3 separate regions of the Mus musculus genome follow, and all the other regions are linked to region 1. The links are chromatin loops, found by intact Hi-C in ENCODE. Cell type or tissue: gastrocnemius. All regions are shown on one strand. Each heading gives the region's core, and the rest is flanking DNA. Links, peaks and the distances in the headings are about the cores only. Region 1 overlaps Pik3r1 (phosphoinositide-3-kinase regulatory subunit 1). Region 2 has its middle 19 kb from the start of 5930438M14Rik. Region 3 has its middle 5.8 kb from the start of Gm36427.

Evidence for each region. Hi-C counts contacts between places; a loop is a spot of excess contacts. Peaks named below come from ENCODE experiments on the same cell type or tissue, not always from the same donor. Only the 100,000 strongest peaks of a DNase experiment are listed, where the experiment ranks them.
Region 2: a loop joins it to region 1, with 2.3 times the contacts of the local background. A loop is called at or near these places in 2 of 42 quality-filtered maps.
Region 3: a loop joins it to region 1, with 2.4 times the contacts of the local background. A loop is called at or near these places in 3 of 42 quality-filtered maps.

What each region holds. Positions count from the first base shown.
Region 1 is chr13:101,693,751-101,697,750 of GRCm38, reverse strand. The region is part of intron 7 of Pik3r1 (phosphoinositide-3-kinase regulatory subunit 1); the gene reads left to right. Among named protein-coding and RNA genes, the nearest start is that of Pik3r1, 72 kb to the left of the region's middle. In gastrocnemius, for the core only: CTCF peaks have their summits at 1,664 (motif pointing right) and 3,604; DNase peaks (open chromatin) are centred at 2,301, 2,677, 3,108, 3,571 and 1 more place; H3K4me3 peaks cover 2,300 bases; H3K27ac peaks cover 4,000 bases.
Region 2 is chr13:101,207,619-101,218,934 of GRCm38, reverse strand. No RefSeq gene overlaps it. Among named protein-coding and RNA genes, the nearest start is that of 5930438M14Rik, 19 kb to the left of the region's middle. In gastrocnemius, for the core only: no CTCF peak of the experiment used is centred there; DNase peaks (open chromatin) are centred at 3,503, 4,617 and 5,162; H3K4me3 peaks cover 7 bases; H3K27ac peaks cover 168 bases.
Region 3 is chr13:101,306,080-101,317,395 of GRCm38, reverse strand. No RefSeq gene overlaps it. Among named protein-coding and RNA genes, the nearest start is that of Gm36427, 5.8 kb to the right of the region's middle. In gastrocnemius, for the core only: no CTCF peak of the experiment used is centred there; a DNase peak (open chromatin) is centred at 5,263; H3K27ac peaks cover 485 bases.

The sequences.
Region 1 (4,000 bases), core at 1-4,000:
GATGGGGACAGGTGATGGGGACAGTATGCTTTCAGAGCTCTATTGTCAGCTTGCCCTCCATCCCCTCTGGTTGAGAAGTCTTCATTATATCTGAAGCTGAACAGCAGGTTTTCTGGAATTCCTTAGGCTCCTCAGACGGGGCGGGGGCAGGGAGGGGCACGGGGAGGGGGGAGCTAAGCTGATCCCACAGGGCAACCACAGTAGAGATCACTGTGAACACAGGGTACCTCTGAATACTACCCGTGTTTCGGATTTCATGGATATATTCAGAAATATTAATGTAGCATAATTGGAGGCTAATATTGCACCCGCAAGCCAGGCGGAGGAAAGAAGTGACCCCCCCACCCCCCACCTTCCCACCCCCGCTGCCCTCCTACACATGTCAAGGTTGATTTTTAACTGTTGGTGCTTTGCAAAACATCGCAGAATCCATGCATCTTGCTTGAAACACCCCGGGCTGCATTCTCAGCTGTAGATGTAAGCAAACACGAAGACGAGGGAAATAACTTTCAGAGTTTCACTTTTCTCTCATTTGTTTTTCCTCCCATTGGGTTTAAAATATGGCCTGACATGAGAGAGTTGTCTCTAAGGTAAGATCTGAGACGTTGAAAAAGATGCAGGCCCCAAGAGGGGTAGAGGAACAGGGGAGAGCTGATTCCATCTCATGAAAACTAGAAAAGTTTTACTCGAGTTCCCCGAGTGCCACGTGATCGCTGCCCTGGGCACGTGCTAGGCCATGTTTTTACTTTTGTTTTCAGGGTACAGCTTTCTCTGACTCTGAAGGGACAGACATCACAGGATGGGGGGTGGGGTGGGAGGGGGAGTTCCTCTGTCTGCTAGACAGTGGGCGTGGGTGTGCCTTTGCAGAAAGCCTGTAGCCTGTGTCTGGATTATTATTATTATATATTTTTGGTATGTAAACCTGGGTTTGTTTATTAACTGGAAAGGGAAAGGGTGTTTTTTCTTAATGTGGGTTCATTGAGCTCGCATGGATATGGAGTCATGAATTAGCCCCGTGCTGGAGGGCCCTACTTTCTAAGATGTCTTACATTGGAATTGTGAAGAAACATATTCTTTTTACCCTGGGTAACTTTGGATAATTCATTTTTCCCTCCTGCTGCCTGTTTTCCCTGGCTTTTGTTCATTGACAGTGGTGCACATGAGTCTCTGAGAAGCAAGCTTTCCAGGTCTCGGGTGATGCCCCAAGAGGTCTTGTTCAGAGCAGAAAGCATGTCACAGAACTTGGAAACACATGTTAATAATCATGAGAGTTTCTTGGCTAGCTGAAATCTACTGGCAAGTCGAACCCTGGCCTGCCTTTGCCTCTGAAGTGAGTTGTACAAAACCCTGAGAAAAGGGGTTCTCACTGGCCTGAAGCATCCAGAAGGTGAAGTGAGCCTTCCGTTATGCATGTGCAATGGGTCTTAGCAGCCCCAAATAGATAGGATGCCAAGAAAGCACAAGTTTCTTTTTAAAGGGGCTTATTAGCCAAGTGGAAATAAATTCCTAGGTAATTGTGACACCTGTGACTTTGGTTTAGTAGTGAATTACGTATATTTATAAGCTATTTATAATTATGTGTTATTAATTTGTGGGGCTATTTGGATACGGAGGAGGTGAAACTGGAAGTTGATGGTTGTCTCTTAAGCAGGCATGATTTACTCCGTTCTGCCAGCAGAGGGCGCCCTCCTTAAACTAATAAAGAGCAGAAAGCTTCTGCTCACACTTGGAGTTAATGTCCTTAATAGAGCCTCCGTGGTAGGGGATTGTACATATAGTGAGGAGTTTGTTTGAAACAACCTGTCCATGGCTATTCGGGACCTTTTCTGGTATATACTGTTTAACGGTAGATACTTTTGTTCTGAGACAAAATAGACTGTCAGATTTACAGTTTAATCGTCGCACAGACAGGTATTTGTAAGAAGCCAATGTCTGATGTTTCTTCCAGAGAAACTCTTTTGAGATCAGGGCAATGCATGAAAATAAGAAGGACCTTTGTTTTTCTTAAGCTAAAAGAAGAAAACAAGAAAGCCAGAGTTTTGTTATAGGTGTGAGGGTTTGTTTTTGCTTTTTGGTTTTTAGTTTTTCTTCAGAGTGGCCTAAAAGAAAGTAAATTCAGCTTGTTAGTTTCGACTTTCCATGACCAAGGAAAGCCAAGACTAGGGGCAGTGGGCTGAGAATGGAATTTAGGACCAAAAGTTTTTGGGGGCTTTGTGATTTTTTTTCCGTTAATGGTTCAAAAGAAGTGGGGGCTTCTGGGCAGATGCCATGGGGACGTTTCCTAGGAAAAGACTTGATTTCTGTCCACCCAGCAACCCTAAACCCAGTTAGCTGCAACTTTCTCAAATTACAGACTAGAATCCCAGAGAAGGGAAAGCGCGTCCTTCTCTGTCCCTTTGTCACACCCAGCCAGCACTTAACCCAGTGCAGACACACCAGTTAACCCAGTGCAGACACACCTCTTAGATACTCCAGATTAGAAAGTCCTAGGGCTATTTGAAGGTGAGCTGAAGTTGACTCCTTAAAGATCTGGGCTTGCTTGAAGGATGCCCTCCCGGGGCTGCTAGCCTGCGTGTGATGCGCTATGTGAAGGGCTTTCCTGTTAACACCTGCGGGGCTGACTGTGCCAGTGCGTGGGAGGAGGAGGACACGAGAGAGAGGCACCCTGTCCTGAGCTGTTCCGAGAGGTTCAGGCCTTCACAAACGCGGCTTTGATTCTATTTTTTGATGAACTAGGTGGATTACTTCCTGTGCTGCTTCACTGCGGCCCACTTGAGTCCCCGGAGCGGGGGCTGCCAGCGCGTTACAGGCACCATGGCCACCAGGGAGGACTATTTTCAGCACCCCCTTACAATGCCCTTCTCATTTCCCGGACGAAAATGAGCAAGTTAGTCTTGCCTCGGCCACTTGTCAGCCTGATGACAACTTTGACTTTGACTTGGGTGCCCCTCCCCCTCCCAAAATCCCTAGCTCAGCAAATATTTGAACCTGCCCGAGTTAATCATGAAGCCTCGATCTTTATCTGAGCGAGACGTGCGAGCGCCCGCCGGGGCTCCTTTCTTCCCCGGTGCAGTAGCTCGACCCAGGGGGCTCTTCTCGCGGAGCCGGGGACTTGCTGCCGGGGCGGGGCGTGGGGCGGAGGGACCCGCTGCAGCCTAGCCCCGGGGAGCCGGCAGCCGGGCTGAGAGTCGCGCGCCCCCGCCTTGCGCGCTCTCCTCCAGCTAGGTTCTTTACTGCCGGTACCGGGCGGGCGGGAGAACCTCAGGGGCTGGGACCACTTGGTAGAAGAACAGCTTCTTTGAATTTTTTTTTTTTTTTTTCTCTGTGGGATACTGGCAGTTCAAAGCGAAACCGTTGAAATGCATAACCTGCAAAGTAAGTCTTTTTTTTTTTTCTTTCATTTATGCACTTCTCTGCACCGGGCTCTTTATCTGCAAGGCGTCCTCTCTAGTTTGGCTGGGCGGGCGGGGGTGTGTGTGTGTGTGTGTGTGTGTGAGCGCTGGAAGTGTGTGCGCCTGGGTGAGTGCTGCCTGGGGAGAGCAGATGGGCGATTAGGGAGACACTCCCTTCTGTCCTCCAGGGGGGGACACTGCGGAGAAGAGATGGGGTTTAGTTTGGAGTTTAGAAAGTACTGGGCAGGAAGTTGGGGCCAAGCCAGGGCTTGCAGGGACCGTGGAAAATCACCTGTCTCCCAGACCTGCTCTTTGGGTTCCCTTGCCACATGGGCAGCAGCAGTCTACAGCTAGGCTGATTTTACTGAGTGCCGTACATAAGTCCCCTGTGGGCTAACCCTTGGGCCTTACTGCCCAGACAACCTGTCTCTTTACTTTTGGGAGAAGACTCAACGTTTTAAATTAAACTACTTTTTTAAAAATTTATCTTATCTAAGGACACACTTCTCTACCATTTTTATTTGACGTTGAGTTTAGACTTATTTAAACTTTGGGTTTCTAATCTACCGGCAAATAGAGAAGTATGAGGTGGAAGGGGACAGGTTGAG
Region 2 (11,316 bases), core at 3,301-7,300, 480 kb after region 1:
TATGCATTTTGTATAGAGGAGGAAGCTTCCTACCAAAGAATAGAACACCTTTCCAAAGGTCATATAACCAGAAATTGCCAAGTCAGGATTCAAATTCATATTGCAAAACCTGCAAGGTTTGGAAGCAAGAACCTGAGGGGATCGTGAAATGAAAAAGCCTTCAAAACCAACACTCACGCTAAAAAAATAAAATAAAATTAAATTTAAAAAAAGCACACACATACTCAGGAAGAGGGACTGAGCAGGACTCAGTGATGAGACAGGTCTGACATGCAAAGTCAGATTATCTCATCATTAGAGGGCAAACAGCCTGATAGGCATGGGAGAGTAAGCCTGCCTGTCCCTAGGACACACCCTGAAGCTAAATGCCTGCAGCTGCAAGAATTGACAAAGGGAGGACTTGGCAAAGGGTAGCTTGCCTCCGAGCAGGAGGGGCGTGGGGGTGACAAAAACACCTTTCCAACTGAGGGAACCCCGCCCCCAAGACTTTAGACATTAATCTGGTTTCTGAAAAAGAAGAGTTAATCCATACCCAATGGTAACAAAAAAAAAAAAAAAAAAGCTCGTCAGTACCCACTTGTTATTTTTAGGCAGCAATATTTTTAATCCAGTTCTGCTCCCTACAAGGGACAGGAGAGCTTGAAGAACCCCAGGGACCCTCGTATCCACAAGTGGGGACAGAGTCAGTCACCGATTGTTGCACAGGAACCTATATTTCCCAGGCAGCTTGAGGCTGAGATAAGATCAGCCCCAGTTAAAGATTAAAAATATCTGCATACAAGCATGAATCCAGCTCTCTGTTGCAGATGGCACCTATTAAGGTTTTGTTTTCATTTTACTTTACATTTTTAAACTTTGTGTGTGTGTGTGTGTGTGTGTGTGTGTGTGTGTGTGTGTGTGTGTGGCACACAAGAAAATTTGTAAGAGTTAGACCTCTCTTTACATTATGTGGATTCTGGGAATCAAACCAGGCCCACTCCGCCATTTCACTAGCTACCAAGTTTCTGATGGACCTGTACAACAGATAAAGGTTTTCTATCTATATCCGTATGTATCAAAAATACAAAGAATACTCATCTCCAATACACCAAAAAGACGTCATCTGAGACCACCCTGTCCGCCATGTTCTATGTCAGAGAAGGGTAGCAACATAGCTTGGTGTGTATCTTAGTAAAGGTACTATAACACAATACCGGAGACTCTGAGGAGGGAGTTTATAACAACAGAGCTTTAGTCCTTACAATTATGGAACTTGGGATGCTCAAACCCTACTGAGGGCCCGTTCAGATGCCAATCTTCTCTGTCTGTCCTAACATGGTGAAAGAGGTAAGAAAAAGGGTGGGATCTCTTTGGTAAGTAGGCGAATCCCATTTATTACAGCCCCACACTCATCCCCCAATCATCCCCCAGCGCCCAGCCTCTGAATCTTTCATCATGAGAATTAGGTTAAACCTAGGTCTATAAATTGGAGAAGACTGAAAACAGCCTGCATCAGGCAGGACTCCCATTCTGACTCTCTTCTTCTCATTGTCAGAGCAGAAGCCATTGGAGTGGGAATGATTACCCTTTAAACGAGCTGTTAGTTTTATTCTAATCAGGGCTTTGGATGATGAAAAAAAGTCTCCTCAGAAAGGAGGCTGAGGGAAGAAGTTGGCAGAATTCCAGCAAACACAGGAATTTAAAAGAAAAAAAAAAATCTTACAACCTCAGTCTATTCGTTAGGAGGAAAGAAGATAGACTGCATTTTCAAGGCAGGGTGGCACCATTGCACAACTTGAGGTGTGGAGGTTACCATCCAGTTCGCAGTCTGCGTGAGCTGTTCTTGCTGGCATCGCACCATGCACACAACCTGTGCACCCAGACTTGGACAGATACGGTTTAGGGTTTCTAAGTGAGAAAAGCCACCTACAGTGCTTTCCACCCAGGAGTCACAATCAAAGTCAAACTTCTCACAGAATCAAGCCCTAAAGGATAACAATGTCCTGAATACGTCCAGGCTTCTATTTTACGGTTTTGCAAATGAGGCAGTTGAGTGCCTGAAATGTAATGTGTCTTGCCCAAAGTCAACAGGCCTGCGGGTAGAAATGACACACATTTTCCCTGCTTCCAACACGTGGACAAATGGGCCACTTCTCTGTCCAGGCCTTTAGCTTATCTGGATCTCAGAGTGAGTCTCCTTTGCCTTTAACATACGCATGGCTGGAGAATACAAAAGAGTTTTCCAAAGGGCCTGGCCTTTGAGCCATATGAGGACAGAACTTGCTCCCATCGTACAAGAACTTTGGGTCCAGGAAATCGAGATTTTGCCAGGCCCACTCCCAGGCCCTTCTCCAGCTGCATGCTTACAGAACAAATGTGGTTTGTCCCTGCTGGAGTTGACTGACTTAACCTGCCTTGGTTAAATATTGACTCATCAATATATTTAAAAGCCGTATAATTTACACAATAGGTCTGACACTATTCTGGACTTGTTGGTAATAATTACCTATTTGAAATCAGGCCATCCAAGGTGAGAAAAACCAATGACCATTAGCAGGAAGAATGGGAAACTTACAGGTTACTGAAGTGGGCTTTTAATTTAAGTTTTATTTTTAGCACAGTGCTGCTACTCTTCCTGATGGGAGTTTTATGTATATTTGAATGTGTGTGGTACGAGTCAAGTGGAAGGAGAGAGAAGCCTTTTTACCAAAAGCCACTGCAATGAAACCACTTTATGAACAAGCTCCCTGCCAAATTTCTTACTGAAATCAAAGACACCTTTGAGTTCATTGCCCAAGAGCAGGGCGAAAGGCACCTGTAGTCACGTCTGTTTCTCATTTGGTTCCCGTGTAACTCAGATGCCCTGTGGATTAAATGAAACCTGCTCCCGAGTTGAAATCATGTCCACCACATGTCAGCTCAGCTGGAGTTTGGAAACAGGCACTGAGAGAGTGTGCCATTCAAACAGGCAACCCTGGTTTTCCCCCCACGTGTAACCTGAACGGGAGAGTCAGTTTCTAAGAACCGAGCCCTTGCTTCTCCGTAAGGGATACTCCAGGCAGGACCCTGTTTGGACCGCCTCCCACTGAGGCTTTCCCGAGAGGAGGCCATGGCATGCAGCACACGGTGTTGATGATGCTTTGTCAGCAGCCCTTGACCTGTGCCTGAATTTGAAGCCATGTCCTGACACGGAGAAAGGAATACAACCGGAACCCACCCTCACTAGGAAGCTGTCACGGGTGACTATGCTGTGTAGATGCTGCTGTGGGCTGCTTGAGAGTGAAAAGGATTATGTTACAGTCCATTAGGCAGAATAGGACCCAGCTCTTACATGAAAATCCCAGGCCAGATTCTTCCTAAATTTAAACCCCAAGCAGCCTCTCAAATATCCATCTTAATCCCGAATCCTGAAATCTTGTCCCTTTGGTCACATTTTAAACGTTAATGTCTCATTTGACCCTTCTTTCCATGGATTCAATAAGCATGCAGCGGGTGCCCACTCAGAGCATGCCAGTGTCAGCATCCAGAAACCAGCAGGTACACTGTTTCAGAGGAGTGTCTCTTCAGCCCCGGGGGTGGGGCATGGGGGGTGGGGAGGACATTCTGGCTTTGAACTAGCTCTGTGAATGTGTGCTCCAGATAAAGTCAAGCCTCCATGTGGTATTCCAGATTTAAATGGGATAAATCGGGATGTGATAATGTGCTTCAAAAAAAGATTCAATATTTTACTTTTAAAAAAAAATCACAGAAGGATTCCCTTTTAATCTAAACTGCCTTCAGCCCTACCCACTTCTCACCAAGTATATTAGTCAGGGTTCTCTAGAGAAACAGAACTGATAGAATTATATATATGAAATATATATATATGAAATAAATACCTATATTTCATTCATATGAAATATATATATTTCAGAATCCAGGATATTTAAGAGACTACTTGGAGTTTAAACCTGGAAAGAATTTGGTCTGGAAGCTTCATATACACACACACACACACACACACACACACACACATAGAGATACAGAGAGAGAGAGAGAGATTTTTATTAGAGTGGTTTACAGGCTGTGGTCCAGCTGTCCAACAATGGCTGTCCAACAACAGAAAGTCCAAGAATACAGTAACTGTTCCATCTTAGGTGATCTTCAGGAGACGCTGGAATCCTGAAGAAGTAGGCTCTAATGACAGCAAAAGAGTGGACTTGCTAAGCAAGGTAAGGGCAAATAGGCAAAGAAAGCAAGTGCCCATCTTCATGTCCTTTGTATGGGTTGCCACCAGGTATGGCCCAGATTAAAGGTGGCAACACTTCAAAAGATCTGAATTAAAGTCGTCTTCCCACTCCAAATGATTTAATTAAAAAAAAAAAAAAAGTCCCCACAGGTGTACATAGCCAGTTGGGCTTTACTTAATCCTGGATATCAAGTTGACAAACAAGAATAGCCATCACACTAAGTAATTTTATGTAAATTCTCAATATCCCATTTATTCTTAAATGAAGTAACCCTGCACCATATGCCAGTTCCCCCTGGGAGAAGGAGAGAGCATACAGGAAGAGCCTCAAGATGGCACCATCCTTTCCCACCCAAAACAGGACCAGCTCTGGGAGATGGCCCAGCAGGAGACCACAGGCAGGCTGGAAAGAGTCCAAGGACTTTGCTACTAATGGCTTGCTCAGAACTGCTGTGCAACCCCTTCCTTAAAGAGCTGAATCCAGGGCAAAGAAGATCTAGAAAACTGGTTCTCAACCTGTGGGTCACGAGTCCCTTGGGGGCTGCCTAAGACCGTAAGAAAACACAGATATTTACATTATGATTTGTAACAGTAACAACATTATACTTCTGAAATAGCAACAAAAAAAATAATTTTACGGCTGGGGGTCAGCACAATATAAGGAACTGTATTAAAGGGTCACAGCATTAGGAGGGCTGAGAACCACTGCTCTAGACTGAAGAGGAATTTTCTTTCAAATTTTTGTTTGTTTGTTTGTTTGTTTGTTCTTCTCACTGGCAAGAACGGGGACAAAAGAGAAAAAAAAACTCAATAAATATGTTTAAGAGTTAGACCTGGTGAGTTAATGACAACTCCTCTCTCCTGACAATTTCAAATTTTCAACTGCTTAGATACTTAATTATCCACTCCCAGATCTCTCTTCACACCTCTGAGCAAGCTGGCCCGTTGCCAGCTAGTGAGAACAGTTACTTCACTGAGCTTCTGTGTGAGAGAAAAAGCTTCCGCGTGCAAACACAGACTGAGGACAGGAGAGAGAAGCGGAGGGCCCCTGAGTTTACAACAGGCCTCCTGTTAATTTTGTCCCCATTGGGGTTTCATTTACCAGCGAATGCACTTCTCTTTCAGACCCGTATTCTGCTGGGAAGCGTCCTGGACTGGCTGCACAGTGGTTTAATTGACATTAAAAAAAATTAAATAAATAAATAATGTAAAAGCAGCCCTAACATGCTGTTGAGAATATAAATGTCGTATCAGCGCCACAGCTCACTGTCAGCCCCACTGAGGCAGAAGCAACTGAAGCCAGCCTTAGATGTTTGCACAGTTCATTCAAGGGTTCTGAGAGGATTCACACCCAAAAAAGTCTCAGAGTAATGAGGTTTGTTCAGCATCCACTACTACCAAAGGGTCTCAGAAGTCAATCAAAACACCCATCAGTGTGAGAGCTTTGTTTCCGAACAAAGGAGCATGTGCACGCTGCCCCTTTACTCAGCCAGGAAGACAGAGTCTTCTCAAGCAAGAAAGGAATGCAGCTACAAAGAGAATTATCTCGCAGTAGAAATAAACTGAGTTGCTTCTTCCTCTCCAAGATTATAACGGTCCAAGCCCATTACAGCAAAAGGCCCTGTTTCAACGCATGTCTGTCCTAGTTTTGCAAGGTCTCTCCTGGCCTAAGCAGCTGGGTTTTAGCACACTAGAGGTCCAGCACTTACTCTGTCCCACTTTTATAAGTAGAGGCTTCAGGAGAGTCTGAGCCCCTGACCATCAGAGATCTGCATTTGATGTGCCCAGGAAAAAATTCTTTTGGCTTCTACTTAGACACAGAACTCAAGTTCAACTTTGGCTGCCACTGAGTTAAGAAGTAAGTTGCAGATACCTTAGCAGAATGGAAGCTACAGGATGAAGGTCTGGATCGGGCAGAAAAACCTGTTTGGCACTAATCCATAGCTAGTCCCCTTCCAACAGAAGGCGTTGAGCAGTATACTGGGGTACACAGCTGCCTGAGCTCCTGATAACAATTCACCTGCTCCCACACACTCTCCATTCACGCTCCATTTTCCTCCTCTTTAATTTATGCAAATGGAAAGAATTCATGGAAAATTTTCCCAGAACAGTTTCCTCCAGAACACTCAAGTTACTAGAAGCTACCAACTGAAAAGTTAAGCCTTGAACTTTTGGGAGCAGATAAAAAGCCTGGGAGCGGGGGGTGGGGATCACTCATCAAAGTCACGGAAGATTTGGAGTCCATCTGTGAACATGTAGGATGTTAGCCAAATAGCAAAGTTATACCAGTGGGCTCTATGACAGCCACTCTGGCTACTTCATGATGCCCTCCTGCTACCCCTGGGGAACATTGCACTATGCTGCAACATCCTGCATTATAACTGACCACAGAAGTCCTAGGGTGAGAACAGGTCAGGAAACAAACACAGAAATGCAGGAGGTAGCTATCTGATGCCAGCTTGCCTAGGGAGACCTAGGGATTACAAATGAATGGCTGAGAACGCTCCTCCAATCCACCATAAGAACCGTTTGGAATTCATGAACAAAGTACAGAAAGCTGAGCAGATGCGCAGAGCTGATATACTGGTCTCCCCTTTGTTTTCCCCTGCCTGCGTTTTTATTTTTCTGTCAATTGGCGGCCACTAGCTCCTGAAAGCATCCCAGAAATCATTTGAGCCTTGGGCTCACCTGCCCCATGCACTGTTCTATGTTCCTGGGCCCCATTATTTCAACACTGTCTTTTTTTTTTAGGGACAACTCAACATCAACTAAAATTCAAAGGTATTGTTGAGATCTGGTTGGCTGCATTCTCTAATAAAAGATTCACTGGCTCCTTTTCCTTGGTGAGTTATCCCAATGTAGGCTAACTATAGAACAGGACCCCTCCCCCCCGCCACAGTACCAAAAGTACACTTATGAAATAGCAATGAAGATAATTTTATGGTTGAGGGTCACTACAACATGAGGAACCCTGCTAAAGGGTTGCAGTGTAGGAAGGTCAAGAATCACTGTGCTATGACATTCTTAAGAATGAAATTCTGCTCACTCTCCCTGTCCTCTCTCACTGGCCCTCCCTACACCTGACCTCCCTCACCCCACCCCGTTCTTCTCCCTATCCCTTCTTCAACTCAGTTCCCTCCCTTCATTCACCTCTGGTCAATATTTTATCTCTCTGTTTGAGTGAGATTGAAGCATCTTTGGGAGGGGCTGTGAGGGGGCCTGGGAGGAAAGGTAGAGGCTGCAATTGGGATATAAAGCAAATAAATAAATGCATTAATGGGGGGTGGGGAAAGAATGAAAATCTGGCCAGGTGATGGTGACACAAGCCTTTGATCCCAGCACTCAGGAGGCAGAGGCAGGTGGATATCTTAGTTTGGGGCCAGTCTGGTCTACAGAGCAAGTTATAGAACAGCCAGGGCTACACAGAGAAACTCTGTCTTGAGAGAGAAGGGGAGAGAAAGAGAGACAGAGAAACAGAAAGAGAGAGAGAGAGAGAGAGAGAGAGAGAGAGAGAGAGAGAGAGAGAGAATATCAAACTCTATCTATTGACTGTAATGATCAAACTCTTTTAGAAGTACTGTGAACTCTACTATGCACATTTATAGAAATCCAATCTGACACACCACCTAGCTCAAAGGTCCATGTTCCCAGGATTACAGTCATCATCCCCTTTCTCATCCTGTTTAACTTCCTCCAGCCCAAGTCCCCTGGCTTTAGTTTTCTGACTCCACTGGAAATAAGGACAAGCATATTGTGTGGTCTGGACCATTTTTTACTTTCCTGGGAAACTCCATGTTCACCGTGGACATCATTCGCAAGGACTGCGAAGTGGCCATCGGAATAGCCAATCTCTTGAACAAAAGCCACTGCTCCCCAAGCTCTACCAGAAGGGCTTCTGGCCTTGGCTAATGACAGCCCAGAATCGTCACCTGCCTGTTCAATAGAGGTGATGACATTATTTACCTCACATTTTTTGGTGTTAATGTCTCTAATCTGCTTCCCACACTCGATAATGTTGCCTACAGATTTTAGCAGGTAGCAGTAATTCCAGTGTGCACTTGTGTAACTTTAATTTTTTTCAAAGACCTATTTTAATATGAGTTCTTAAATGCTTTAACCTCCCTTCTAGCCCATCACCCACCAGAGGTAGTGGAAACAAAAGGTTATTAAGATACGGGGGAAGTGGACCTGTTTAGAAATGGTTCTTTGGAGGAATTCCCATCTGTGTTGTCAGGAAATCAGCAGTTCAGTTCACAGGAGCAGCAGCAGCAGCTCTATGTACTTGCAAATACTTGAGTTCAGTAAAGTCAGGAAAGCAGCAGCAGTGGCCGGACCAAGCGGGAACGGGCCTCAGCCAAATCGGCACGGACCAAGCGGGAACAGGCCTCAGCCAAATCGGCACGGACCAAGCGGGAACAGGCCTCAGCCAAATCGGCACAAGGCAGCAGGAGGTACCGGGACCATTGTGGATACAAGGAGAAGTTCTTTGCAAAGCTAGCTATGCAAGGAAGCCTAGCCTCTGCCACTGACCATTGAGTTCTATTTATACTCCCTCCAAACATCACAAGTCCTCCACGGGTCTTGCCTTACCAAGTGTCTTGCCTGTGTCAGCATGTGAATCTGTCTTTACAAAATTCCACGTAAGTCTGGATCAGCTGACATCACTCTGCAAATCAGACCAAGCCTGGGAAAGCGGCAAGAAGCCTGCCATCAGAAGTATTTTTTGCTCATCTCTTTCTATGAAGTCCTAACAAATGGAGCTCAAAATGCATGTAAGGTGAATCAATACATGTGTGTTGTTAGCAAAGGTGTCCTTTCATGTACTTGTTTGAACATCCTTTCACCTGTGTTTGCTTCAGGAAAACACTCCTTTATGTGTTTGTCTCAGCAAAAACACCATCCAACACAACTGACTTTACAAAGTACCCTTAAGTTTCCACTTCACACTTGTTTGATGGTTTTGCCCTCTGTCCAAGAACACTGAGTGTGATGTAACATGAATAATTCCAAAAAATTCAAACCGGCTAAAATTTCACACATCCTGCTAAAATTCTCATAATCTTAAGTCTTAGATTCAATTTAGCTATATCACAATTAGGTTTGACATTCTAAGCAGACCAGCCCACAGAGAGACCAAGGAAACAATCTTTCTAGACTTCTTTCCTTTTTTGTTTTTTCTTAAATCACACTTTGTTAACACCAGGAAATTTTTCGTTTCTTTATCCCAAGCATGAAAACATTAGATTTATGCTAAAACATTTAATTTATGCTAAAAATCACACCGAGTAATGCAGCTCCTGAAGGAAATACATATTGGTCCACGATCATTAGTTTCTGTGATGGCAACGGTCACTCACAGAATGGTGGCAGGGTGGAAGACCCAGTGCTTAGATGCTCGTGCCTGCTAAGAGGCCCCCAGACCCTGTCGCTAAGGTCAGTCTTTACGCCTGCTTCCTCAATAAGCTTCCAAGGGGCATCCCACATGGCATCTTACCTTATTCGTCATTCTACTCCTTGAGTCCATAACATGGGAATTATCAGTGGTTACATCTCTTCTAACTGGTAATTCGTGTTATGGAAACGGCAGCCCTTGCTTTGTATCAGGGCCTCTGGGAGGCAATGGAGTGAGTAAAGCTCGCCTGCTTCCTCTGAGATGCTCACAACACCATGTGCATAACTAACTCTAAGGCAGTGAATGGAATAAGGGAAAGAGACAGGAGGAAGAAGCAAGCGCATAGTATGAGCTAAAAATATAATCAGCCGACTTTGAAATTCCCACCGCATCCACAATGCAAATGCAGTCCACAAGATTCTGTTGCTTTCCTTACACATTTGCTGAAAAGGAAGACGCTCTCCTTGGGTGAGGGGTGGGACCGGGAGAGCTAATTCTAGAGCCTTGGTCTGCAGATACGGAAATGACAGCCACAGCAATAAACCATATATCCACTCATACAGAGATTATGAGGTCAGTTCTTTTGCGGCCAAATGCGCGTGTCTTCTAATTTCGCCAATATCTAATGTACAGCTACAAAAGCTCAGCACTAATACAATATCCCAACGGTAGAGATGAACTCAGCAAGCAGAGGTGGCACCACGCCACACATGTGCCAATGTCCTTACCTAAGTCTACAAGCTTCACTTGCAAATGGCATTCTAATCTAGAAGGCTTTTTATAAACTTACATAAAGTTTCAAGGATGCTTCTTCCTCCCTCCCTGGGAAAGTGTTTGAGAACATTCCTTTTGGAAAGTCTTCCATTTTTCTCTAAACATAAGAGGCCACTTAAACAAAGAAGGATTATTACTCATAACAGCACTGTTGATGTATTTTTATCAAAAAGCCAAAAGGTTCAAAGGTAAGAAAAAAATAAATCCCAATAAGTTATACACACACACACACATATATATACATACATACATATGTATGTATGTATATACATATACATATATATATATATCCTAAAATCATGATTCTGAATGTTTTTAGTCTCACTAAATGTAAATCAAACAGCTCTATATATCATTAGCAGCACAAGTTGTCATTCCTTCACCTCAATCATGCAAAATAGAAGAAGGAGACAACTGCCCCGAAGAATAACATTCGAATGGTTTAACCAGCACTGAATGCTCAAGAATAATTAATAGTAGTGTTTAGAATGAACCTTAATTCTTAATAGTCAAAAGGTGGGGGCAACCTAAGTATCTATCAACCAATGTAGGGACGAAGATAATAGGAAGCCATTCAAGAGTGAAGCCTGGACATGAGAAGCAAACTCAGCTGGTAATGTGCTTGCTGCACAAGCCTTAAACACTACTTCAGATGTCCAGCATCCATGCATAACTCCAGCCCTGGGAGGCAGAGACAAGAGAATCTCTGGGGTTTGCTGTCCAGCCAGGCTGAACCAATGAGCTCCAGGTTCAGTGAGAGATTGCCTCAACCAAGTAAGATGAAGAGTAATGGAGAATGATAAAGGGTTCAACCCTCTGCCTCCAAACGTTCACTCAGAGACATGTATGTGCATAAACACATATAAGATGTGCACATGCATGTGTGTGTGCATGCACACGTGCATGAGTACAAACACACACACACACACACACACACACACAC
Region 3 (11,316 bases), core at 3,001-7,000, 380 kb after region 1:
AACCCGTTTACATATACACATGTATGCATTACAGCCTATGACTCACATATGAGAGGGAACCTGCAGGTTTTCTCTTTAGCCACACTTTTTATAATAGCTTATCAAGTGACTTAAGAAACTTGTTATCACAAATTACCATAATTTTCATGTCAGTTCAAAATTAGGAAACATTTTAACACATTTAATTGGACAGAATGCTAGGGATAGGGAGTGGAATGAATGACTGATGACAGAGAAGGCAGCCCAGAATATCCCGGACTCTTCACTCTGGCCCACCCGGCCTCAGACCTTCTATTTCTTCAGATCTTCCATCCCTCTTCCTGTCCCTCTTGTCAATTCTCTGCTTCTTTCCTTATTGCTACTCCATCTACTGTTTCTTCTGGCCACCTCTAACACATCTAACTGCCTTCCTTCCCCCTTCTTTTTACGTTTTTACTAGCATTCTGAGAGCCAGGAAACAAGATGCCCACACATGTTGAAATCAGAAATAATGTACTGGGACAAGAAGTAATCCAAGATTCCCACTGAGGGAAATGACAAGCTTGTGCTACCTGCCAGCAGCCCTGTTGCCAGTGGAATCAAAGGAGGAGACTGTCATTCTCTCTGACTATAGAACCCATGCTTGGCTTCAAAGGCAACATTGCTTGAGTTTCTGTTCTGACTTTGCGGAAGGCCTCTCTGCTACCAGACATTGGCTAATTCTTAGTCCACAGAGGCTATAATGGTGACATAGTGAAACCAATGTGCCAGGAACAGGTCAAAAGGAGGTCACTCTCCTGAGCGGCATCTCTGATGAGAACCTTCATAGCGTTAGACATCTGTGACCCAGCCAAGTAGTGGTGGCCGGGTCATTGCTATATATAGAAATAACAAGGGGTGGGCTGAGGATCTGAGCTTACAGAGCTGGAATTTGATCTTTTAGACTTTGATCACAAGTGAGACAAAACCTGGAAGAGAGTACACCAAATGTCAGGGAACAAAATGGCACTGTTCTCACAGAAACAACAAGAAAGGAAGGAGCTTGGGCTACCTGGGTCCTGAAAGGCTATGTCCTCTACATCCTCTGCCACTAAATTATAATCACCAGGACATTTGTCTTACAAATAAATTATTCATTGTCACTATTATTCCAGGGCCCTCATGAGTATTTGTTCCCCACCTACACCCACGAGTCTCCTTTCAGGCAACTCTTCATGAACTGCTCTCGACTCTGGGATAGATGGCTCGCTTCTGCCTCACAGTGCCCTCAGAGGACTGGATCTCACATATGCACTAAAGGTGAGCTCTCCTGTGCCTGCAAGCTTCTCATCTGTGAGGGTGGAGCTTGTAATGTTGGCTCATCATTGGTGCCCTAGTGATTCGTCGGGTGCACATGTTCGTTTTATGTTTGAATAAATGAGTAAATGCAGGTCTTTGTGTCATCTGTGCTATATTCTCTCCTCCTTCCAAACAGAGCACTGCAACCATACTCCATGCAAATACAAAGGCCCAAGAAGAGGTCCCTAAAAGAACTGATAGAAGGCACCCTCGGCAGGGACCAACAGTGGCTTTTCCTTTTCTTAGGGATAAGTAAAGCAGCCAGGGCCATGTAGGTATAGTCTTAGCTTCCAGTGGAGAAGACAGTGCCCACACAGATCACAATGACTTTAGAAATCCACCTTTTACTGTGATTAGAACCAAAAGAAATAAAGAAGAAGCTCGCAGGTCTAGCTTCCAAAGCCTAACAGAATCAGCTGGTACTCCATACCATGGCCCCAGAGGACCATGGGAGTTGTTCCTATGTACATATTATTGAAGCATCAATTTCGTAGAGATCTGAGCAGGAATTTTAGGCTCTGCATCATGAAGCTATCTTATACCTTTCCTGAACTTTAATTCCGTTTCAACGGGGGTAAGGCAAAATAAAAAAGGAACAGCTGGCATTTTCCTTGATCACTCTGAACAAAACCGGAAATACTTTGTGCTTCTGGGACTAGGGGAAGGGTAAGATGAGCTGCAAAGCCTTAATGGGTCCTTAAACAAACAGGCTGTGCAGCCACAGGGAAAGCGTTGACGAGGCTGTGTCTTCATTATGCCTCCTTTAAAGACCTAGACGATTTTAAAAGAACCACACAAATTCTGTTTTTAACTTGCATAAGAAGCCTGCAGTTAATTTTTATGAGCATATTTTAAACTCCTGCAAAAGAGCTTTGCTAAAAATCCCTGACAGAGCTTCATCAGCAAGCTTTAAGGGGCTCTTAAGAAAATAGACATTTTTATTTCCCTTTGTGCATTTTCCCTGAAAAGCCAGGTCATATTTGGGTAAATAATATTTAAAGGGCAGCAACTCTTGCTTAGTGATCCTCACTTGGAAAAAGCCAGTAGTACAGGGCCGTCCCCTGACTTTAATGTTAGCTACAAACCATCAAAGGCAAGGCTAACAGATCTCTGTTTAAGAGTTTTCTCAGGTTGGGTAAGTACCATTGAAACACATTATAAAACACACCTCCAGCTTCTAGTTGCATCCTCTCTGTCCTGAAAGGTCTGGTCCATCTGTGAGTTTCTGTTACTATTCCTTCAGTTGGTCTAGGTATGTGTGGCAACCTTCATGAACCTGATAGGCTCTGACTTGATCTGTGTTTACATGTAAATTAATCAAATTTAAGAAACAAACAAACAAACAAACAAACAAAAAAACCCTCTGCCATACAATTAATGCACATACCTAAAAGTGAAATCATGGTTTAACTAATTCTAGTCTTTCCTCCAAATATCTATAGGGTACTAAAGTTACCAGGATGGAGCAGGTGTCTCTCCTGACAAGGAATGTCTACCAACTGACAGCATAAGGGAGCTAACCCTACAGGTTAAAGGCAGATGTTTTTTTTTTTTTCTTTTCCTTTCATGTCTTTCTGCAGCCTGAATTCCACCATTCTCTCTCCTCCCAAAAAGTGGAAGGCCCAAAATGTGCCAATGTCCCAACTGCTTCTAAAAAGTTGAACTAGCATGGGCATTTCTACATGCCCCTCACACTCCTGAGATAGAGGGACAGGATGGAGCCAGGCCTAGCAGAGGATAGATTCAAGAGTAGGAATGAGCACAAGCTCAGGCCAAGAGTCTATTGTGGCACCAGGACATAACAACTGGTCATCAGAAAAGTCCCTGGGCTTGGTGCCACAAAAACTCTAAAGTTCAAAGTCCCTACTATCACCTCTAGACCCTACCATTTTCCAGACACTGGACCTTAGCCTTGTCCACCACTGCAAATATACTATATCTGTAAACTGCTTAATATATGGCCAGAATTGAAATGTGTGTGTGTGTGTGTGTGTATACACACACACATATATGTATATAGTATTTCATATATATACTAACCCTACAACAACTATATATATATATATATCCTACAACAAAAGTATCCAATCTTTTTTTCTTGTTCCCCCTGAAGTGTGAGGACCAAATATAAATATATTCTTTTAATCATAATCAAATGTTCTTTTAATCCTATTATTACCAGAATGGAAGGGAAAATTATTTTAGGATTTAAAAAGAAGGAGCTATTGTTAAGTGTCTCTGTAGATCCAAATTTGGAAGCAGGACATGAAGATTTACCAGAACTCAAGATTTCACTACTTCTGTGAAACCAACCATGTAGACTGCAGATGTGTCTGAGGAAGCAGACAGCTTCTTCTGTGGAAGAGCCTACAGAGAGAGAGAGAGAGAGAGAGAGAGAGAGAGAGAGAGAGAGAGAGAGAGAGAGAGAACGCTAAGGATCATGGGAAATGCAGCACCACTCCCCCCTTCAGCCTGAGTGGAAGAAGTGACAGAGCAGAGCAAGCTATCCGCGCACACAAGCTCCATGCCAAGCACATAAAACCCTGTTTATACATTTTCCAAGCTTGTATCTCTCAACAACTGACTCTGTTAGAGTCCTGGAGCCCGAAAATATCTCCTGTACCCTACTCTACCTTCTCACCTGACAGATGAAAAGCCCAAGGTCCAAAGAGATACGGTAACCCCCTCCAAGTGTGTCAGTGTTTGCTTGTCATCCAAAGATAGAACGGGCCAAAACCCAACCATCTGCGTGACACGGCACAGGGAGGCCAGCCAGACCCTGACAGTTTCCTTCCATTTCCTCAGTTTCCTCCTTTCTAAAGCTCATACACTTTGGGGATGGTGATGAGAATCCAAAGAGAAAGAAAGTATTAGCCATGTTGCCTGCCTGGAACATAAACATCTACAATAGGTGTGATTGTTTTTACATCTGTTAATAGCCTAATGGTTTATGGAATTATGACATCAAGAATCAAGATAACTTTAACAATTATTATTTTAATAACAGTATGCCCAGCATTTCTTGACTATATGCCTGCATATCTTACTAGCTGCTTTAAATGCATTATCTCCCTCAACTCTCCCAATTCCACACCTAGAGAAGCCCACAGATTTCTTGATGGTCAATAAAAGATGCTCTTAGGATATGAGTATAGGCCTCACAGTCTCCTGAGTTCCTGCGGTTAAGCCAGATGAAAACTCACTTTGTACAGATGACAGTAAAATAAAGAAAATGAAAATATGTTATTTTATAGAGTAAGGTCCTGGAGTCTTTTTCCAAACTAAAAATATATGAAAGGCTTCATTTTTAAGGGAGGGTATCAATCACTTCACTTAACCAAGTCATGCCGCTATAATAAATGTCACGGGTGAGTGTGAGTTCATTCGGTGTCAGCCTAGTCCCTCCTTTAACAGGGAGCTAGAAGTTAGTCCTGCCATCCTAAGATACAGCTCCGGTTTACACTAAAATTGCCCGGCTTTTCTATTGATTATTTGAGGTACAAAAGCTTGAGAACTGGCCGCTTTTTATTTGATGTGTCCCTTGTATCCATCAAACTTGCTTGAGTGTTACCTGCTACTTAATGTAGGTTGAAACTTCTAAGTCTGACTTCCACAATGGCTGGCAGCATGTCGTCTATTTGAACACTGGTCAATGGTCTTTGAAGATTTTTTTGAGATTTTTTTTTTTTTTACTTATGCACACTGTTAACAAAGTTAATTTTATCTACTCCACCCCTAGAGATAAGATAGAAGTTGGAACATGCAGGAGAGATATTATTTAAGGGTGCTCAGACAACTCTCAAAAAGTCATAACATCAAGGAAAAGGCCTTCGTGTTGCAAAATGTGAGCAGGAGAGGGTGTCTTACATTGTGAAATCTACAAGGATCTCACTTTTCTGGAACTCCCTGACATCTGAGCCCTCATGCTGCTGGAAGCTATCCAAGAGCACCATAAAATCAGGGCTGGTCCTCTCTGAACTGAGTCCAGATCATTTCAAAGTGAGGCAAGGCAGGGAAATAAATATTGAACCTAGTTAAATGTTGCTTGAGATTATGCTTGGCACGGAGAGTCCAGCCTCTGATTTGCTCTTAGGTTACATGGGTTATTTTTTTTTTTAACTCAAATGGGTATGCCAGGGTGGATTCCTTCAATGGCAGCAATTATGTGCAAGCGCAGTTGTATTTCTGCCACATTTAGTGAAATGAAATATAAAGATTTATGAGATGGCATAGGGTGGGTAAGGAGGTGTCCAAAGCCTCCATTTCATTCTCCTTGACTCCACCCTGAATCCCAGGTTCCTGTCCCTTTCCTTCTCCTCTGCTTGCTTAAGCTAACTCCTTTTCTTTTCTTTTCTTTTCTTTTCTTTTCTTTTCTTTTTTCTCTTCTCTTCTCTTCTCTTTTCTCTTTTCTTTTCTTTTCTTTCTTTTCTTTTCTTCCTTCCTTTCTTTCCCTCCTTATTTTCCCTCTCTCCCTTCCTTCGCTCCCTCTTTTCATTCTGAAAACAATGCCTATAAGTTCTGAATGCTCAGTAGGAAGTAAGACTCAAGAGAACCCAAGGAGAAGTTCCAAGCCCTGCACTAAGCCACAGACATTAAAATCTGGGCATTTCTCTTTAGAGCAAATGGCTGAAATGATTAATTGCACCTGAAAAGCAGTGTGGAGCAGAGGGACCAGCACTCATGTGCTATGTATAGACAATCTAGGCCCTGCTGATTCATCATGTGACATTTTCCTTTGGGGGCTGAAGGTGGGTCCAATCTATCAGCACCTCGGGGTGGATGCTACATGTTCTGTGCCTCTCTTATCTCCGGCAAGAGGGAGATACCTCCAAGGTCAAGTTTCACCTCACTCAATACCTTTGGCTTCTTGAAATCCCTAGCCCAGCCAGACATAGAGCAGTATTCTGATCTAAGAGAAGCCGTTAGAGCCAGTCATGCCCACACATATTCCTAACTTGCACTGTCGGATTTCCTGACTCAGAACAATTGATCTAAAGCTACCCATGTTCATTCCCCTTATCTACAAACAAGGGGTATTAACAGTTCCTACCTGAAAATACTGCTTAATTAAGGCAGTTACACAATCCAGTGCTTAAATCAACCCCCTCATAACACACACACAGAGAGAGAGAGAGGGAGGGAGAGAGAGAGAGAACATTAAGTGGTAGAAATTATAAAAAAAAATAATTCCCTAGATGCCAAACCACTTCTCTTTCTGGAAGGCTTGAAAACTCAGAACAGTCACGACCATGGTCCTCTGCAAACCTTGTATACAAGTAAAGGTGGCTCAAATGCACTGGGAGAGGTGACAAATAATTGGAGGGCAGATGTGGAACCCACTAGCCCATCAGGTGAGAGCACCTTACACACAGCTGTTTCCCAGGTTACCATGATGAAAGCTCAGGCTTTTGAGCAGTTTCTACATTTCAAGGTGGGGATGCTGCTCAACTTCTGAGTTTCGGTCTTTTCCACCCAACTCATATCTTGAACACATAGACACAACAGTGTACAAATTAAATCCCATTAGGAAAAAAATCAATGAGGAATATCTGTTTCACAAAGCACCAGACTTAGACTGCTTTGTTTTCAAGAACTATTCGATCCAATGTGAGTCCAGGAACCACAATTTACATGTGTAAAATGGTTTGCAGTTCCCAGGGCACTTCATCCACACACACTATATTACTCAAGCCTTCTCCAGACCTCTGAAAGTCAGTATTGTGATCTCTGTTGTACAGACAAATAGCCAAGGCTCAGGAGGTTTTAAAATAAATCTTATCTCTGGGTCTCATGCCTCCTACCCCCATGGTTGTTATATACTGTTCACCTTTCTCCACCAGTTAGCAATTAAACCCTCAACCCTTACTACCCAGCACACACCCACCCGGTGTGTCTCTTGTTAGAAACACATCCAGTTCATGGGTCTGAAGAGTTAAGTGAGACTTGAGACATGTGTAGTTTTAAAATCTAGTTATGACTGCATACCCTCCACAAGAAAACCCACAGGAAAGAAAGTAAGTTCAAGAACTTCAGGGAGATTTTCACTCTTCCAGCTTTTGGAAACATTCTTGGCACAAAAGGCAAATTTCCACATGATCTCTTGAGTATCGAGACCACAGTAGCATTAGGAATATGTCCCCTAAACCTCACACACAAAATGAGATAGTCTCAAAAGGTATAAAACAATGGAGATTTTACCACTGAAGGCAGATTGGTTCTTTTCCCAAACTCTACACTCCCATCCATTATGAATTATTTTTGTCCCTATTTTAGGAGGACCCCGATGTCCCTCTTCTTGCTTAGTGTGAAAGTTCTGAGCAATGCCCATGAATATAGGAAAAACAGAGCCAGTGATGTTGATTTCACTCCTCCTTCCAACTAGAAAGTGAAGAAGGATGATCAATGACTCCTGGTAATCAGATATAGATCACTCATCAAAGAAGGCATGAAGTAAACATAGTTCTGAACCTCATTTCAAAATAAACCTCATTGCCCTTCCCTAGACCTGAAGCTGGACGGGGACATTCAGAATGAGTCACAGTCACTGGACAAAGCTTCCCAGAAAGCCCAGCTCCTTAACTTGACAGCACACATACAGCAACTTGCTAAGGTACCAACTACTTGGAGGAACAGGAGAGACTCTGCATTTGAGGACATGTTCCAAAATGTTTGTCTTCACGTTCAGCCCCAGACAAGATAGCATGTGCCCTTTAAGGAAAACTGAGCCCCTATCAGCACAGCATAATCACTGAGCAGAGTGAATATATAGAGCTTTCTGGAATCAGCCACTGGACTACACTTGAGGGTAACAGGAGTGTGACCAATGACTTTTGTAGATCCTAAGATACAATCCCATTAACCTCTCTGAATCAATCAGGCCAGCATTTGCCAGCAGTGTTTAAAATGTTTAGTTGGTTGGACTAGAAAGCCGCTGGCACTGTAAGTCTGAAGGTGACCTACGGAGTACTCAGTTGATGCCAAGGATCAGATCCCTGGACTGCTCTAGAGCAAATCCATCAAAAGGGAGTGTCTGTAGGAGAACTGATGGGTCTCTAGATGGCCCGTGGGCTCCTGCCACTACTATGGCTTTCTCTAGTGCTTTAGGGAACTAAATACAACTACAGTACCTTGAGCTTGAGGTAGTGCTGAGGAGACCACAACAGGAACCTCCTTGACAGACTTCCTTCCGCAGCGCTCCTCTTCTCTGGAGGAGCATGATGAAGCACACGTGTTAGAAATCACTTGTTAAGCTTGTACAACCACTCTGGAAATCAGTCTGGCAGTTCCTCAGAAAAATGGACATAGTACTATCTGAAGATCTGACAGTACCTCTCCTGGGCATATACCCAGATGATGCTCCAACTGGTAATAAGGACACATGCTCCACTATGTTCATAGCAGCCTTATTTATAGTAGCCAGAAGCTGGAAAGAACCCAGATGTCCCTCAACAGAGGAATAGATACAGAAAATGTGGTACATTTACACAATGGAGTACTACTCAGCTATTAAAAACAATGAATTTATGAAATTCTTGGGTAAATGGATATATCTGGAGAATATCATCCTGAGTGAGGTAACCCAATAACAAAAGAAGTCACTTGATATGCACTCACTGATAAGTGGATATTAGCCCAGAAACTTAGACTACCCGAGATACAATTGCAAAACACAAGAAAATCAAGAAGAAGGAAGACCAAAGTGTGGATACTTCATTCCTCCTTAGAATAGGGAACAAAACACCCATGGAAGGAGTTGCAGAGACAAAGTTTGGAGCTAAGATAAGATGAAAGGGTGGACCATCCGGAGACTACCCCACCCAGACACTATTGTATACTCCACCAAGATTTTGCTGAAAGGACCCTGATATAGCTGTCTCGTGTGAGGCTATGCCAGTGCCTGGCAAATACAGAAGTGGATGCTCACAGTCATCTATAGGATAGAACAAAGGGCCCCCAATGGAGGAGCTAGAGAAAGTACTCAAGGAGCTGAAGGGGTCTGCAACCCTATAGGTGGAACAACAATATGAACTAACCAGTACCCCTAGAGCTCTTGTCTCTAGCTGCATATGTAGCAGAAGATGGCCTAGTCGGCCATCACTGGGAAAAGAGGCCCCTTGGTCTTGCAAACTTTATATGCCCCAGTACAGGGGAACACCAAGGCCAAGAAGTGGGAGTGGGTGGGTAGGAGAGCAGGTCGGGAGGAGGGTATAGAGAACTTTCGGGATAGCATTTGAAATGTAAATAAAGAAAATATCTAATAAAAAAATTTTTTTAAAAAGAAGTCACTTGTTGGAGTAACCAGGTTGACTCCTACCTCTTCCCATCAACCAGGTGATTTTTAAAAAGGCATTTAACCTCCCCAATCCACGGGCTCAACAAAGAGATACAGTTGTCACACAGCCCAACATGTTTGCTCAATGATTGACTGGCACGCGTGGTATGGAGGCTGAGTACAGTGCCTGACTCCTAGTCAGAATTAAGTTGAGATGGACTTAAGTCTCCCTTCAAATCCTATGTCTTTCCTGCATGTACATATGGGCTTTATGGACTCCATCCTTCCCTGGTCTCCTGGTTACTCTTCTCTTTGCTCGTTTGAGACCCAGTTCAGCTGTCACATGCATAAGATCCCCAGTCACAACCCATACGGGCTTCACGTGCCGCCTTCCAAGGTCATGTGTTTTCCATAGAAGGTTGGCACACCTCAAGGGAATCCCCACGTAAAATGGTTTTACCTGCAGTCATGGAGAGAAATAGTACATGGAAAAAGAGGTAGGAGTACAGAGGGTGCACTCACAATATGAGTCAGCTTTAAAATAAGTTGAGAGATGTTTTTCCGGGGTTGTGGCCTGGTGCTGAGGAGGACCTAGTATTATCAGATAGAAGCCAGGATATGAAGTACTCAGTGCTTGGAATACTCAGTAGCCCAAAGCGATATTGCTGTGTGTACATCTCTAGCACTTGGAGTCTCTGGCAAAGGATGAATGGGCCTAGCATTCCTCTCTTCCTTTCCACAAGATTACAGGCGATCTGGAGATGACAGGATAAGGCCATTCTCTGCAGTTTTCTGGGATCAATGCAGCCACACCAATAACCTCTCTGTCCTACCACATTTCCCATTGCTCTGCTTGTACTCAGTCATGCACACACTCCCTACCTCCAGGTCTGAGAGAAGAATGCATAGAACAAACCCCCAAAGACTTCAGGTAAAGCAGCAGTTCTCAACCTGTGTACCAAAACCCCTTTAGGGGTTATCTAAGACCACCAGAAAACACAGAAGTTTACATAATGATTTGTAATAGTAGCAAAATTACAGTGAGAAAGTGGCAATAAAAATAATGTTATGGTTGGGGGGGGGTGTCACCACAACATGAGGTAGCCCTTTTAACAGTATTAACAGTTTACCAGCACTGAGAACTACTGATGTAGAGAATGAGACTGGCCAAGTACATTGATGTGTGGCCTTGGGGATAACAACCAGACTCATCACCAAGTGTCCACATTATTTGTTCTCTAAAAACAATCGTCCTTGTACATAGGATTGTTTGTTTCTTTTCCAATCTTCCACCCAGACCACCTTGCGGCAAGCAACACAACCTTACATAGAACTTAGGAACAAAAACAAAATGGCTTAAGTGTGAGAAGAACTAACCAGACACTCCAAAACTATTAACAGTTTCTTCTGATGATTGTGATGGCTTCCCTGCAGCGTCCAGTCCCCTTTCTCACCACCCATCCAGCAGGTGGCCTGCTGAGGGTCAAGTACCCAAGGAAGGGTCTTGGCCTGTTGCAATGAATTCACTGAGGCAGAAAGCCCCGCCCGTCCCTCCATTCCTGTGTGTCCTGGGCATTTAACACGTGTTTTTAATGATGATGGTGCAACCCTTTCAGCTTAGATCTGTCAGGGTCCCCAAGGCACGCAATGATCCCCTGAGAAGCATGTATTATCCGAAGCTTTCCCTTTTGCTTAATTACATTGTACTAATGTTCTTTTTCCACTGG